Regions from separate parts of the Homo sapiens genome. Here all the other regions are linked to region 1. A link is a contact called in ENCODE Hi-C or POLR2A ChIA-PET data. All regions are on one chromosome and are shown on one strand. The core of a region is the stretch at or near the end of the contact, and the rest is flanking DNA. Distances in the headings are between cores, read along the strand shown. Region 1 has its middle 66 kb from the start of GLI2. Region 2 overlaps EPB41L5 (erythrocyte membrane protein band 4.1 like 5). Region 3 holds the start of INHBB (inhibin subunit beta B).

Region 1 (5,045 bases), core at 909-3,408:
CTTGAATTCTTAAAGCACAGCTTGCCTTAGGGGCTTCATAATGGCCCTAGGGCCCCTGGGGCATCACCCACAGGGTGTGAGGACCCTCCCCTCACCTCCCTCTCTCCCTGCCTCACTTCCTTCTTTCCTCCCTCCCTTCCCTTCTCAACTGAGCCCCCTACTCAGTGCCAAGCCCTGGGCGCCCTGCCTGGAGGAGTGGGCAGAATGATGGGAAGGCAGGCGAGTGTGCTGCAACAGAGGCGAGCCATGGGCTGTGAGGCATTGCAGGCAGACAGCAGAGGCAGGAAGCAGGCCTTCCTTCTGGGAAGCAGGAGGAGCCCGGGGAGAGTTGCTAGCTGTGGCCTTCTCAGCCCAGGCCCTCTAGCAACTTGGGGTTTGAGGGTCAAACTTCTTTCTTTAGGTAGGTGAGGATAGATGTGGAGGCCTCAGAACCCTGAGTTCAAGTCTGATCTCAGCTTCTTGCCTACTGCGGTAGGGCAGTCGCTTCTCAGTGACTCAACTTTCCCAGCCACAAGATGGGTCCAGGAAGAGCCGCTTGGGGAGCAGCGGGGCCGGGAGGATGGGGTGAATGACTGCCTGGCTGTGGGTATCTGCAGCTCCTGCTGGCAATCCTTCTCACCCGCTCGGTCTCCAGCCAGGGGACAGGGACCTGGGGTCCACACCTCAGCCTGAGGTCCAAGGCCATCCTCGGAGGAGGCCCCACATTCGTCCCCCAGGTTGGTGCCCACGCCTGCCCTGGCATGAAGCCACCCTTTCTCAGGAAGTCCAAGTTACTGAAACAGATAAATCAATCTGTCAAGAAGCCTTGGAGAAAGAATCTCTCAACTCGCTCAGCCAAGAAGCTCAAAAGGCGAATTGTTCCCAGAGATGAAGAAGGAAACAACAGACACCTTCTTCCCAGGCTCTGCCTGCGGCTCTCGAGGCCCTGCCCTCCTCCCCCTGCCCCCAGAGAGCACCTGTAGGCTCAGGGCCAGCCCAGGGACAGGCATGGCAGCCCCTCGCTGGCTGCTGGGGTGGCGCCCAATTCCAGAGCCCTGTCTGGGGAAGGAGAGGGCCGAGAGCCACTGTTTGGCTCCTGTCCCAGACCTGACTGGGAGACCTTCTGAAAAACTCAGCCTCCTGATCAACAGAGGGCAGAAGACCTGAGCCACTGGCCTCCCCATGGAAGAGGCACTCAGAGCGGTATGAGGAGTAGTGCTCACCCTGGACAAACTCCCGGAGTCAGTGTGACCGTCGGAGCTGGAGGCTGGGGTGATGGGGGCCAGGGAAACCAAGCAATGGCCCCGAGGTAGTGAGGAGTCTCTGGAGGCCAGATACCCTCAAGATGGAAAAGGAACATCCTTGGAGGATTGGGGTGGCTTCTTCCTGGAGGGAGGAGGGACACATGCCGGGATGACAGCCAGCTCTGCCGCTGACCAGCTGTGTGACCTTGTGAAAGTCACTTGATCTCTCGGCGCATCAATTTCCTCATTGTTGCCTGGGCCTCTTGTGAGATCTTCCTCATGGCTTGCAGTGAGGATTGAATGAGTCGATCTGTGCCCCGTGGCCCGGGACATGGTGAGCATGTGGTAATGGCAGCCGTTTTATCCTGTAGTGTAATAACGGTGTGCAGCTAGACGTCACTCTGGGCACCTTTTCTCACAGAACTGTCACTGCCGTGCTGCAGGATGCGGATGGTTGTCTTCACTCTCCAGATGAGGAAACTGAGGCTCAAGGAAGGGCGGAGCTGCCTGAGGCTTGACAACTCTGCAGTCTGCAGCTGTGAGAGGGGGCTCTTTCTAGCCACACAGCTTTCCCTGGTTCTCGTGCGCTCTGTGAGCAGGAGGACGGGAAGGGCCGCAGCCGCTGAGGGAGCAGGAGGGGTTCGATGCAAGCCCAGCTCCCAGCACGGGAAAGCCAGGTCAAGAAACACACGGCCTCTGCTGTGGGGCTGATCACAGCTTTGTCAAAGAGGAGATGTGGGAGGGGGGAGGTGAAGGGAGCAGGAAGAAATGAATGTCAGAAACATAAATAGCCCTGGAACTGATGGACAGTCTGAGATCTCTGCGCAGACCTGGGCGCCTGCAGGCTGCCACTCAAACCTGAGCAGAAGGGTGAACCCGCCCTCACCCCACTCCCGGTTCCCTACACGCCCCAGGAAAGGGCTGTTGTGAGCGGAAGGCATTCGTCGAAAACTGGGAAGGTTGCCCAAGAAAGGCAGAGCGGGAAGCCCTCCGTGGGCAGCAGAACCGGGTGAGTCAGCCCGTCGGAGGGTCCCCCATGTGGCAGGAAGGGGAGGCACAGGGACTGGGCTCGGCCACCTGGAAACACAGGCGGCAACAGCTGCTCATGCATGAAAGGTGACAGCTAAGTGTCATCAGCCTGGGAGTGCCAGGATAACGTCACCAGGGCGAGGTGGGCCGCGGGGGTGCAACAGAGGCCCCCTAACTTCCCAGGGGAAAAAGCTCACCACTGTCAGGGACATGAAAGGACTGTCAAAGAGCCATGAAACCAGCTACGGGGATTGGGAAACTTCAGACTCACTTCTGTTTGTTTTGTGACAACATGGAAGCCACAGATGTTCTCTCAAGGTAAAAAGAACCACCAGGGACCTCTCTTGGTGTGACCTTCATCACCTCCTCTGTGTCACCTGTCCCCGCCTCCTGCTTCTCCCCCAGCACATTCCAATAGGGCCACACCCATGCCTGGAGTTTGTGGCAGGAATCACAGGAGGGGAGGGGCCGATGGTGGATCTCAGGGTGGGGGCAGCAGGTGCCATGTGTCAGGAATCAAGGCTCAGATGAAAAGTTATATCACGGCAAAGGCATGTGGCTGCTGAGGACCAGAGCCTAAGGACTGGTCAGTTACCAGCTGTCAAAGGCAGGCCAGAGGCCAAGGAAGAGTGACCAAGAGTACCTTGAGCTAGGAGCTGCGAGCAAGAGGAGGGAAGGGAGGGTGCACATTTGGAGGACTACCTCTGAACCAGGTGCCATGCCTGAGGTTCCTTTCCATGGTTCCATTAGTAGTTCCTCCTCCTGATCTTGGGAGATGAACATTATTATCTTGATCTTGCAGGTGAAGAAACTGAGTCTCAGAGAATCTCAGTAACTCACTAAAAGTCCCACAGCTTCTAAGTGACAGGGTCTGTGTGACAACACAGTGAGAAGTCGGGCTACAGCAGGGACTGGCCAAGGGTAGGTAGTCATGGGAGGATGGTCTGTGTCTTGAGAACAGACTCAAATGATGGGCTTCTCTCTGGAAAGGAGGGGCATGCCTGAGGTCAAGAATTAGGAAGTCATTTTATCAGAGAAATATGGAATCCATCATTTCTAGACCAGGGATTCCCAAAGAGGTACTGATGAGAACTAATTATGGCCAGTAAATAACAAAGCACTATTTTAGAGAGTGCATGACCCATTTTGGAGCTCACTACTCTAGAAAATGGTACACGCTGGAAATCAGAGAAAGGTTTCCAAATAAATCTGTGATAGGAGATACCAGAGAGACCATGAAATGTCCATGGCATGGAGAGATTCTGAATGGGAGGCACAAGGAGGCTGATCAAGGCTTGGCAGGCTGGGCTGCCCAATAGGAAGAGACAGGCTTTCAGGAAGAGGTGGGTTCCCTTTTGAAAAGGACAGCAAGTTTTTCTGCTTGACAGTATCCATCTCCCTCATCTGGTGTAAGCACTTCTTCTTCCTTAGGGACTATCCCTCCTCAACTCTCAGACTGCGTGGCTCTATAAGATTGACCCTGCCCCCTGGCTCCAAAGAAGCAACATGACTCAGGCATGGCCAGGGAGAGTGACCATGTTGAGTTTAAGGAAATCTAGTCAGAAAGAATTAGCCCCAGGGCTGTAGTGGGAACCTCTAGGAAAGGAACTTTCTGGGCCAGGTTTGCTCATCGATGGAGCTGTTGGGGAGCAGTCATCTTGGTGTATGTGCAGGCAGGTATGTAAGGGGACAGGGTGTAGGGGGGGACCTCATGAATCAAATAAAACTTCCCTAGCATCTGTTGTTCTTTCCTCTTCCAATGGCCCATTTGGTGATCCCACTCCTCCATACCAAGCAGACTGATGGGGCTCCACCACAGGTAAGGCCAACTAGCATATCTCATTCCCATGACTACAGTCATTGGTGCAGAGATGGGCATGTGATCTAAACTACACTAAACAGAGTTGATCTCAGGATGTTTAAAGGAACTATTAGAAAGAAGATTCTCAGCCCGGTGCGGTGGCTCATGCCTGTAATCCCAGCACTTTGGGAGGCCGAGGGGGGCGGATCACAAGGTCAGGAGATCGAGACCATCCTGACTAACAGAGTGAAACCCCATTTTTACTAAAAATGCAAAAAAAAAAAAAAATTAGCCGGGCATGGTGGCGGATGCCTGTAGTCCCAGCTACTCAGGAGGCTGAGGCAGGAGAATGGTGTGAACCCGAGAGGTGGAGCTTGCAGTGAGCCGAGATCGTGCCACTGCACTCCAGACTGGGCGACAGAGCGAGGCTCCATCTCAAAAAAAAAAAAAAAAGAAAAAAAGGAAAAAAAAAGAAAGAAGATTCTCTTGCTGGCCATATTTGAACCTGGGAGGATGGCGGAATCTCTGCTTCTGCAGCTGTTTTGTCACCATGAGGAGTCATCTATCTGAGAACAGAGCCAGCACAGAAGAAGTGGATCCAGGAGGTCGAGAAACAGAGAAATTAGGCCCTGGGTTTTGGTCCTGAATCAAATGGACTAACTGTAACTACAACTCTGGACTTTTCGGTCATTAAGACAATTAATTCACCTTTTCTTAGGTCTGTTTATGTGGGCTTTTCTGTTCCTTACAATTAAAACAATCTTGAATAGAGTCAACAAAAAGAGGACTCTTATTCCAAGAACTAGAAATGATTGAACAATCTAGAATTTAACAATGAAAAAGAGAAATCATAAAATAAATATGATTAAAACATTAAAAAGATAAACTAAGAAAAGAATCATAAAAGACAAACGTGAACAATAATCAGATTTCAAGAAACAAACAAAAAAAATAACATTAACAACTCAATAGATCAGTTAAAGAGATGGTTT
Region 2 (5,045 bases), core at 1,816-4,315, 490 kb after region 1:
TCCTGGGCTCAAAAAATCCACCCACCTTGGCTTCTCCAAAGTGCTGGGATTACAGGTGTGAGCCACCATGCATGGCCAAGCACATGAAATTGCATGCAAAGCTGCCATGCTTCCGTATTTGCAAGAGTTCCTAACCTGGAACAAGATTAAGAATCAGCAGCAAACCAAGTGAGAGTTTCCAGGGAGATGGTGCAGCTTTCCCGTGAATACCTATGAATTCACCACCTAAATGGTACTCAGAGCTCTTAAGGGGACAGCACAAGGTAAACGGAAAGATCATTCCAAGGTAAAGGGTATCGGCTACAACCCAGGCAAGAGGAAGGGCTATTTCAGGCCCTCGGGAACCCTGAAGGATGGCAGAAGCTCCCTCCAGATCCATGTTATGGTTTTCTTCTCCTTTGGGGAGGTACTGCTTGGAGCCATGAGGATTTGAATAGATTGACTTCCCCTGTGGAAATTCTGGATGCAGGTTGGAAGGGCCTTGGGGACATAGCAGATTCAGACTACTATTTGCTGCAAGTCTAGTTTAGGGAGCCAAGACAAGCAGTGCTGAGGGAAGATGTCCTGGATGCACAGACTTGAATTTCCATCCCTAGCCATGTGACCTAGGGCAAGTTCCTGTCCCTCTCTTGACCTTATCTACATACTGAGGGGCTGGGACTGGTAATCTTGAAAATCAATTCCTGCCCTAACATCATGATTTGCTAGCTTGAGAGCATGTGCTGACTGTTATCCTTGACTGGTGCACTTCAAGTGTGAAGGATACGCCAGCCTGGGCTGCAGAGGGTTCCCTGCTGTGGGGGAGGGGCTGCTCTGCCACCCCGCTGGTCTCTCCTCAGGACGAGCCTGGGAATCTAAGCACAGTGGGCTGAACATCTGCTGGGACAAGGATGGGGCCAGAGACAGATCACTCTGACTCACCACCCTGCCACCAAACTAATGGTGAGTTCTTTTTCTTGGGCCTGACAATAACCTTAGTGACCTGAGATCTGTACCCTCTTAGCCCCTCCAGGCCTGGTGCTGGCCACAAAAGCCCATTCTGGGTGACACAATGGGTTTATTTTTTGGTTATTTTGGTAGCCCAGTATCCATTCCCCTTCCTTCTGGGGAACCACAGCCTGGCCAGGGTGCCCTCTAAAGGCAGCACCTGTGGAGACACCATCCACACTCCCTCCACCTCCACTGCTGCCCATCCTCCATCTTCCTGTCAGTCCTTATCTCTCCAGTGAGTTGTTTTCGCTACTTATTGGTGGCTTTCATTACTTATTGCCAAAAACTTCCTCTTAGAAGAGCTCCTGGTACAGGTGATTGCATCTGGGTTCCAGCCCCTCTCCATACATCTCCAAAAAGCAGAGAAAAGCTCCTTAGTTTCCAGGGCCCAACTGGGCCTCTCTCCCAGGCAGAAAACAGAGGGGAGAGGGAAAGAGAAGACTTCCAACTTTTCTCAGCTTTGCCAACACCCATATGGTGCAGTATGACTCTGCCCAGCAGAAGTCCTGAAACCAACCCAGGTGGCACTGTTCCTCGCTGGATGGTGCAGTGCAAACCCAGAGAAGGCTGGGGACTGGTGGGCGCCAAGAGAAGGAGAAGTCAACACCTGCATACTCTACCACACGCTGTGACACACACTTCATGTGCCATTTCAGACAAAAAACCTGAGGTATTAAGCAGTAGAGCCCAGATCCGATGTCCAAAGCTGTGGTGATACTGCACCATGCTGTCCTTGGAATGACCACCGTGCCTTCCAGGATATGCTGGGGATGACCAATGAGGTTTTCAACCTTTGAAAATGCCCCTACTCCCAAATTTACACCACAAAAACATGGAAATCAACCTAAAAACAGTGCGGCTGCTTCTGCTCACTTCCTCAGGTTTGTACCAACAGTGGATCTGGTCTAACTCTGTTGAGGTCAGCATGTAGGAATCACAGTTCCAAGAAACAGAAACAGTGCACAAAAACATGAATGTCTCACGAAGGTTTATTTGAATAGAGTTACATCTAGAGTTCTCATTTCAGTGTACAAACAACTCAGTGCAGTGTTTCTAATACAAGTCATATAAAACTGGAACACACTAAATGAATAGTGCACTTGATAGAAAAATAAATTACACTTTAAATGCTACTGCAAAGTTTTACACATATAAAAGGTAAACACAAAATAGTTAGTGAGACCCTCATAACCACTTATCATATCCAGATAAGGAGATAAAAGGGGCAAAGGAATCTGTGCTATAAAAAAAAATCTCTCTGAAGAGGAGAAATCCTGACAAGTAACTGAATGATCATCTCAAGCAATGTGGTGACATAGGGACTTACAGATCGTATCTCTTAGAACTGGGAAGGAATCATAGCTCTACCAATGTGTTAACACAACCCAGTTCAGCTCAGGGCAAATTTCTATAATTCAAACAAATGTCCTCATACTAACGCCTAATATGTAGGAAAAGTTTCCAACTTTCTTCTGACCACTGAAGAGGTACAGTGTTTAAATTTTTGAGAGGATAAAAAGGACAAATAATCTAGAAATGTGTCTTCTTCAGTCTGCAGAAGACCCCAGGTCTCCAAGCAACCACATGGTCAAGGGCATGAATAATTAAAAGTTGGTGGGAACTCACAAAGACCCTCAGAGCTGAGACACCCACAACAGTGGGAGCTCACAAAGACCCTCAGAGCTGAGACACCCACAACAGTGGGAGCTCACAAAGACCCTCAGAGCTGAGACACCCACAACAGCACCTCGTTCAGCTGCCACATGTGTGAATAAGGATGCAATGTCCAGAAGTGTTGGCTGCCTCCAAGTGACAGGTAACACTGCAGAACCTATCTGAGGACCTGCCAGCCTCCCGTTTCACGCAGCCACTCTGCTGCTCTACAAAGTTTCACATCAGGGGTCAGCGGCTTTGTAAAGGGGACTCCGCAGGAACACAGCTGTGCTGGGGCTGCTGCTGCTGTACTGCGCCAGCAGAGCTGAGTGGGACAGTATTTACCATCTCTGGTCCTTTACAGAACAAGACTGCTGACTCCTCTCAATGACAAGACAAAAACTCTGCTTCTCGAGACTCTTACTTAGAAAAATAGCAGATTTTTCTCTCTGTGACTGATAAATAATTCTGCTAACAAGACTTCTGAAGGAAATCTTCATTTTGGGGCTTAGCTAAGAGAAGAAGAGGTGCAAGTTTTAGCCAGAAGTGAGAAGCATAAGATAACAAGTAGTCCAGATCCAAGAACCCAAGAACAACTCAGGGCTTTCATCCTTAAATCTCCATAGGATATCTGTGATTGTACAAAGGCAAAGGCTAGAGACAAATGTTAGGAGACTATAAGAAATATTTTTAAAAGTTTTTTCTTAAAACAATGTATAAATGTTAAGGAAGTAAGCACACAAGGAACAGAATCATTCCTCTGTTCAGCAGTGTCTCCTGAAGAGTAGGAATGAAATGACCATGACCTCCTGTGTGTCAAAAGATGATGCTACTGACATGTCACAAATTAGGTCTCACTGATTAATTTACAAGTTCTCAGGCAAAGTCTAGAGCAGGTAACTGAAACCTTCACGTCTTATTTTAAACCATCCTGTCAACTCCCACTTCCCCTATCAGGGCTATGAAATGGACTGAGTTGAGGTTCCTCTCCTGTCTGCCCGCAGGGAGGCAGCACTATCTGCTCCCCGCCACCCCACCGTGCTCCGTCCGAGGCGTGCACGGCAAACCCTCAGCAGTGCCCCCGGCTGCCCCTTCTCCAACCTCAGCCCAGTCTCACCAGCCTGCTTCTCACCCACTATCATCTCCAACCTTTCTCTTTGAACCCATCAAGGATGCCGGCACACATGCCTCTCTCTTCTCAAGAGACAGACATCTCCCCTTCCCTACCTGCCACATTCGTAGACCACCTCAGCCCTGCCTCTCCCCACCACACTGTTCTCAGGGGAGCAGAACAGGAAGAGCTGTTACAGCAGCTCTGCGCATGGCAGCAGCAGCAGCTATGACAGGAAACCAATCCCCAACACGCATTTAATCTGTCGGGGCCAATTCAGCATTCAAGTATGAACTTCCGTGTTTGCCACTTCATGTCAGGGCATGAGACAAAGTTTCCTCTGAGCTTGAAATTCAAGTGAATTTTAACAAAGTCCCTACCAATATTCTAACTGTCAAGAATACAGGTATCCAACGACATAAAGGTCACAGACTATGTCCAACTACCTAATTCCTAATTTTAGGAAGTTTAAAATAAGGATGTTGTCACCTCCTGAACTGGATGGGAGATTTAGGTCTTCCAAGGCATAATGCCTCAGCTGCTCTGTGGTGAGCAGCACAACGGTAACCCTGTAGGACATCTACGGTTGCCAAGACACTGAAAATTTGATGCTCATTCCATCATGTCCTGGGTCAAGCCCCTGGTTCTAGGTGTCACCTTCAGCTTTGAGAAAATATGTCCTATAATTAAGAACTGGCAAGAGCCCCACCAGTGAAACTCAGAAGCTGTTTTTAGCATAATGGCTAAGGGGAGGCAGCCAGCAAGAAGTGTTGACTTTCCTTCTGCAAAAATGTTTTGTGCAAACGTGGGTTCCAATCACTACAGCTCCCTGGGAAACAGTGCAAGATTAAAATTCCTGAGCTTTCCAGTCAGACACTAGTGTGCGTTTGCCTGGACACACGATTATGTTATAAGGAGCCCAGGAAAGTCCAATCCATGAAGTTTTAAGGATCTAAGACTGGATGTTCTTTTATGCTAAGCAGTACAAATTAGTGCTTAATTATATACATATTGCAGGACAGAAAACTAGAAAGCAAATTCCAGGAGGTATAGCTTAAGATCAGTTCTCCATAACGAGGGATTAACAACTTTACCAATATGGTTTCCACATCATCCTTCTTCCCCATGGCAACCGAGGTTTACCTTGTTCATTCGAAAATTATAAAGCTAAATAGCGTTATTTCTGGGTATTAGAATTACAGATGGACATTGCTATACTTTATTTTTCTGTGATGAGTATATATTATTTTAACATCCAGAATTTCTTTGTACAGGCCCAAAGGGATGGGGA
Region 3 (5,045 bases), core at 1,768-4,267, 320 kb after region 1:
TGCCTTCGTTGGAGATGAAGAAGTATAGGCGGACCCGGGAGGAGGCGAGGCCATCTGCGGAAAAGGGGAAGGGCGAGCCAAGTTAATTCAAGGAGAACACAAGGCAATGGGGGAAACACACTCTCTGCTGCAGGATGCTGGAATGCAACTCGCCACACAGCTGGAAAACGTTACTGACCAGAAATACCATTCTTGGGGCCAGGGCCTCTGACTGTAACCTGGGAGAGGCAGAGAAAATCGTTTCTCATTGAGAAACCCGGACCAGGCTGGGGCTGGAGGGTCCGCGCCTATAAAATCCTGCCTCACCTCTCCCAGGCCAGGGCTCCCTGGAGACAGGCTGTCAGGCCTCAAAGCACAACAGAAGAACTTGTCAGGGGGCCAAGATCTTAACAAGTTGTTATGGGTATCTGTGAAATCTGAAAAACAAAACCAGGATCGCAGGGAGGATTTTGGGGTGGGTGGTTTTAGTAGGGCTTTTTTTTTTTTTTTTTTTTTTGGTTAACTTAGCGCATTGCAAAATCAAGCTGAGCCACCTACCGCCTCTTTCCAGTGTTTACCTAAGTATGATGTGATCCAACCCCCAGTGGAACCTCCACTGCAAACAAGCAGGCTCTGCTCAGGTTTCTGACATAGGAACGTGTGCTTTGCAGGCTGCAGAGCCTAGCCCTTATAGAATAGTTTCAAGGGACAGGACATTCAGCCTTAAAACTTGAGGTCCAATCCTTTGACAAGACTCTGGCTCCCTGTTAATGGCACGTTCAAAATCCCCAAGGAGTAGGGGAGCTGGCTAGTTAATTTTCTCAATAATTCAGCTCAACAAGAAGGAGGCTGTGCCAATCAAGAGATGACTCCCCTCTCATCCTACATTCCGGTGACCCTTGCCTCTGACAATCTACGTTTTTCTTTCCTTTTTTTTTTTTTTTTTTTTTTCAGGAAGAACAAATAATGAAACTCTGTGGTCAGGGCTGGTTTTATCAAACCTCCCACCATGCCCCTCCCAAGCCCCTACCTCAGGCCTCGCCTGGCTCCTCTAATAACACTGACATCTGACTTTGAAATGGGGGAAACTGCAGCCTTAAAAGCTGGTCTTGGACGAGCTGCCTGTGACCTGAATCTGTTATTTATAAGTCAAAGAGCTGGCTCCGTGAAACGGACCAGAAATATAACAGCCCCCGCTGTCATTTTGTGCCACCGGGACCAAAAGGCCTCCTCGACCTTCCAGAATCACATTTCTAACTCTGGGCCCCAAAGCACCTTTTAATCCGAGCCCTCTAATTGCATGGCGAGCTTTCCCTGACTCACTTTAGTGGACAGCTAAAACGGCAATGCATTTCTTTCTAAGCACAAACCAGCCCCGATTGTCTCTGCTTTTCTCCACACCCGGCCATGCAAAACTTTTCATCCCTTTTCATCCCCGGGCTGCCTGCTGCCTGGTGGGGTGGGGGGCATTTGCAGCCAGGGGCACAACCGCTCCCCCCACCGAGGCTCCCCGCTTGCCCCCGCCCTAACTGCACCGGGGCTTCCCCCTCTGCGACCTTCTCCGCAGTCCCCTCGGCACAAATGGGGCCGAGCTCCAGGCACAAAAGCCAGCCTGGCTCATTCAAGTCCTGAAAAGGACAGCGGAGTCGAAAGCACTTGCAGCATTTTGGCGCGGGCACATTTTTCTCCTTCTTTTAAAGTTCCGAAAGATTTTTCTCTCCCTGATTTTTATATTTAGACAGTGTTAGAGATTTGCAATCTGGGGCCGGGGGGGGGGGCGGATTCCAGAAAGGAGCCATACCCTTTGTTAACTACGACTCTGCCTCTCGGGCGAGGGGTCTGCTGCAGCTGCCAGGCAAGCCGAGAGGCACGGGGCTGTCCCCGAACCGCGGCTTTCTCTGTGTAAATGATGGACCTGTTGAGAAGCCTGCCTTCCGCCCGATTCCGGTGCCCACACAATCGGAAGAGAGGTTGCCTAGCTCTCCCCAGCGAGGCTTCAGCAATCCTGGCAAGCCCACGCCGCCGGTGATGGAAGCGGCCCCAGGGGCCTCTCACGCAGGCACACACACACACAGACACACACACAGATACACACACACTCTCTCTCTCCTCCGGCCCACGTATATCAACAAGCACACACATCTCCATCCACACTGCTAAGCCTACACTCCGATCGTGGGAAACAAAAACATTAAGCAATCACCAAGCAAGTGCCCGCAGAGCCAGGGCCGCGCGCATCTGCCGGGAGGGGGACGCGCGCCCAGAGGCGCTGGGGCCCGATTCCGGAGAGCAGGGGTGGAGGGCCAGGCGATCGGCGGCGGGGGGTTGAGGCAGCAGGCAAGGGTCTGCGGCCTGGGGGAAGAGGACTGCAACCCGGGCGGAGCGCGCAGGGCCACGGCCGAAGGAGCTCTGCCGGGAGTCCAGGCTGCCCCAGGGCGCGCGGGCTGCGGTGGCGGCGGTGGCAGCCGGAGCTAGCAAGGAGAGGGAGAGCGGGAGCGAGCGGGGACCGCGGCAGACAGCCGGAGGGCCGGACCCACCTGTCTCGGCGAAGCTGATGATTTCGGAAACGCGCTCCTGGCCGTCGGCGCCCGGGCTGGCGTGGCCGTCGAGGTGCGGGATCTCCACGCGGCCGTCCTCGCGCACCTTGCCCGCGTGCAGCTTGCGCAGGGCCGTGACCATGGCGGCCTTAGGCACGGCGTGCGTGATGTTGGGCCGGCCCCGCATCTGCAGGCGGCTCAAGATGTGCCGCTTCACCGCCTCCAGGAAGTCGCCGTCCACTCGGCCGAGCTCCTCTGGCCGCCGGAAGCCGCCGCACGACGTACAGGTGTCCTGCGAGCCACCCGGGGATCCGGGTGGCGGGGGTGGCGGCGGCGCGGCAGGCGTCGGCGGGGGCGTGGGTGAGCCCCAGGCCTCAGGCCCCAGCCAGCCGGCCGCCAGCAGCAGAAGGCAGGCGGCCCCCAGCGCCCGACCGGGCAGCCCGTCCATGGTGCGCCGCTGGCGACGAGGGCGCCCGCCGCGAGGCGAGCCGAGTCGAGCCGAGCGCAGGGCCGGGCTCCGGGCTCCGGGCGCGCCGCCCCGCCCCGCCCCCGCCCGCGCCCGCGCCCGCCCGGGCCTCCGCCCGCCCGCCCGCCGGGAGGGCTGCCGCCGGCTCGCAGGGGGAGGGGGCCGGCCGGGCCTCGGGGGTTCCCGCGCGGCAGGGAAGGGGCGCCGAGGGCCCCGGGGGCCCGAGGGGCGCGCCGGGCGGGGCGGAGGTCGCGGGTCACTGCCGCACGGGCGTCTCGGGGCGCCTCGGCATCTGCAGCCTTCTCCCCATCCTTTCCGCGTCGGGGGCCCCGCAGCCCCGGTTCGGGTGAAGCGAAAGCAGCGTCAGTGGGAGCGGCGGTTCGGCCGGCGGCTGGGGAAGGTGGCGAAAGAGCGGGTCCACGCAACTTGGCTGAGACGGAAGCGAAGGCGCTGGAGCCCCCCGGAGCGGAGCCGGGCGCGGCTTGGCGCGGCGCTGCGGCGGGCGCTGCGGCGGGGCCCCGCGCTCGCACCTGAGCGCCTCGCCCTCACTGCCTCGCGCCAGGAAGGGCCGCCGGCGGCGGAGACGGGCAGGTCGTCCTCGCCGCGGGCCGGCGGGCAGTGGCGCGGAGCAAGCTTGGTGCCCGGGAGAGCCGGCCGCGCGGGCCCGCTCACAGGCGGCGCCGAGCCCTCGGCCGCGGGCCCTGCAGTCCTCCCGGCGCGTCACACGGCAAAGTTGTCTCCAGGATCCCTGGGCGCCGCATCCACGGGCGGGCGGCCGCAGCGCGCTTCGCCGGGGCCTCTGCTCCGCCCGCCTCCTCGCAGCCTCCCTCCTTCCCTCCGCCTGCCTGCGCGGCCCGGCCGGGCGCGGGGCGCCGGGCGAGGAAGGCGAGGGGGAGGCAGGGCCCTTCTCGCTCCTGTCTCTTCTGCCTGCCGCGGCGGCGGCGAGGTCGGCTCGAGCGCCGAAAAGTCTCGCAGCGTCCCCGGGTGCAGTGCCCTCGCTCGCGCTCGTACTGGCACCCGCCGCAGGGCCGGGAGAGAGCGGGCGGGCGGCGGCGGCGTCCCCGCGCCGGGCCGCGGCACGGAGTGCGGAGCTCGCCGAGGAGGAGTTCTTCTCTTTGGTCTCTCTTCTTTTACTCTCCCCGTTTTTTCTCCCAAGGGGGAAAAAAGCCGCACAATCTCCGTATGTGCGCGCGCGTTGAGATAGACGTTGGCAGAAAAAAGGGGGGGAGGGAGGGTGTCGTCCTGCCCGTGCGAGAGGAGACGGTCCGTACCTCCCCGCTCGAGCTTCCCGGGGTGGGGGGAGGAGGAGAAAGCGGAATCTGTTCAGGTTGGGGCTGCCCGCTCCCCGCGCTCACCCCTGCTTCCCACCGCTTTTTTCCTTTCTGCCTTCCCGAGAAGGAGGGGCGAGCCGGCCCTCTCCCCTCCCCTCCTCTCCCCTCCCACCCCCCGCAATGCCGGGCTACTTTTGCTACCTCGAAACTTTCCCACCACGTGGGCGCCCCGGACCCTTGCCCAGCTGGGCGGCCGGCGGCACCGACGGGTTCCAGGCGCTGGACCCAGGCGCTCCTCCCGGCCCACTCCCGCCTCCCCGCCGCCGCGCAGGCCCTGCCTCTGTCCCAGCTGCCGCCCTCCCCAACCAGCAGAGGCGACTCCCGCCGCCGTGGCCGCCCCCGGCCCTCCCGGGGCGCTCCCTCGCGGCCGAGCCTGGCGAGGCGAGCGGGGTGCGGCGCGGCCTGGGATGCCAGAGGCAGGCTCCGCCGGCGGCTGCCGCTCTGGGGCTGCAGTGCCCTCACCCAGCTCCCCGGGCCGCCGTCGCACTGGCCGAGGCGTGGACCCTGCGAGCTGGAGGGCGGGAAGGCAGTAGCCACTGGAGGCCTGGCCAGCGGCTGCGTCTGCTGGGCCAGGAGGAACGCCCCGATTGTGCGGGATCCCAGGCGCGCGGCCCGGAGGCCACTGAGCCTCAGGGCTTGAGGGGCTGGCAGGGTCTACAGTACCCCACCCCCACCCCCACCCCCAGGGAATTCCCACTTTCGCCAGCAGACAAACTTTGGCTTCACTCAGAC

Evidence for each region. Hi-C counts contacts between places; a loop is a spot of excess contacts on that map. ChIA-PET counts read pairs that join two places held with the same protein, here RNA polymerase II (POLR2A). Pooled maps may share reads with other maps.
Region 2: a map of psoas muscle shows a loop between it and region 1 (2.6-fold over the local background). The contact joins two enhancer-like sites. A Hi-C loop is called at or near these places in 5 of 168 maps with a recorded cell type or tissue (PC-9, heart left ventricle, mammary epithelial cell and 2 more), 10 of 37 single-sample maps with no recorded cell type and 21 of 50 pooled maps.
Region 3: a map of breast epithelium shows a loop between it and region 1 (6-fold over the local background). The contact joins the promoter of INHBB here to the enhancer-like site in region 1. A Hi-C loop is called at or near these places in 71 of 168 maps with a recorded cell type or tissue (CD14-positive monocyte, CD4-positive, alpha-beta memory T cell, Caco-2 and 46 more), 18 of 37 single-sample maps with no recorded cell type and 31 of 50 pooled maps. POLR2A ChIA-PET finds 5 or more read pairs at or near these places in 1 of 52 experiments (BJ).

Annotation. Positions count from the first base shown.
Region 1 is chr2:120,666,929-120,671,973 of GRCh38, reverse strand. No RefSeq gene overlaps it. Among named protein-coding and RNA genes, the nearest start is that of GLI2, 66 kb to the left of the region's middle. RefSeq lists a silencer at 2,067-2,361 and enhancers at 2,128-2,629, 1,780-2,979. Within about 2 kb of position 2,158, at least 8 of the 41 ENCODE cell types and tissues checked have a DNase peak (open chromatin) inside an H3K27ac peak, as active enhancers do; they include PC-3, PC-9, breast epithelium and 1 more, where a contact is called at or near this core.
Region 2 is chr2:120,176,036-120,181,080 of GRCh38, reverse strand. EPB41L5 (erythrocyte membrane protein band 4.1 like 5) reads right to left here. Exons shown (of 25, transcript NM_020909.4): 25 at 1,962-5,045. Among named protein-coding and RNA genes, the nearest start is that of TMEM185B, 45 kb to the left of the region's middle. RefSeq lists an enhancer at 3,848-3,947. Within about 2 kb of position 3,065, at least 2 of the 41 ENCODE cell types and tissues checked have a DNase peak (open chromatin) inside an H3K27ac peak, as active enhancers do.
Region 3 is chr2:120,344,108-120,349,152 of GRCh38, reverse strand. It overlaps INHBB (inhibin subunit beta B), which reads right to left and starts at 3,017. Exons shown (of 2, transcript NM_002193.4): 1 at 2,517-3,017; 2 at 1-54. The coding sequence starts at 2,964. LOC105373989 (putative cuticle collagen 91) reads right to left here. Exons shown (of 3, transcript XM_047446882.1): 3 at 3,160-4,266. The coding sequence ends at 3,239.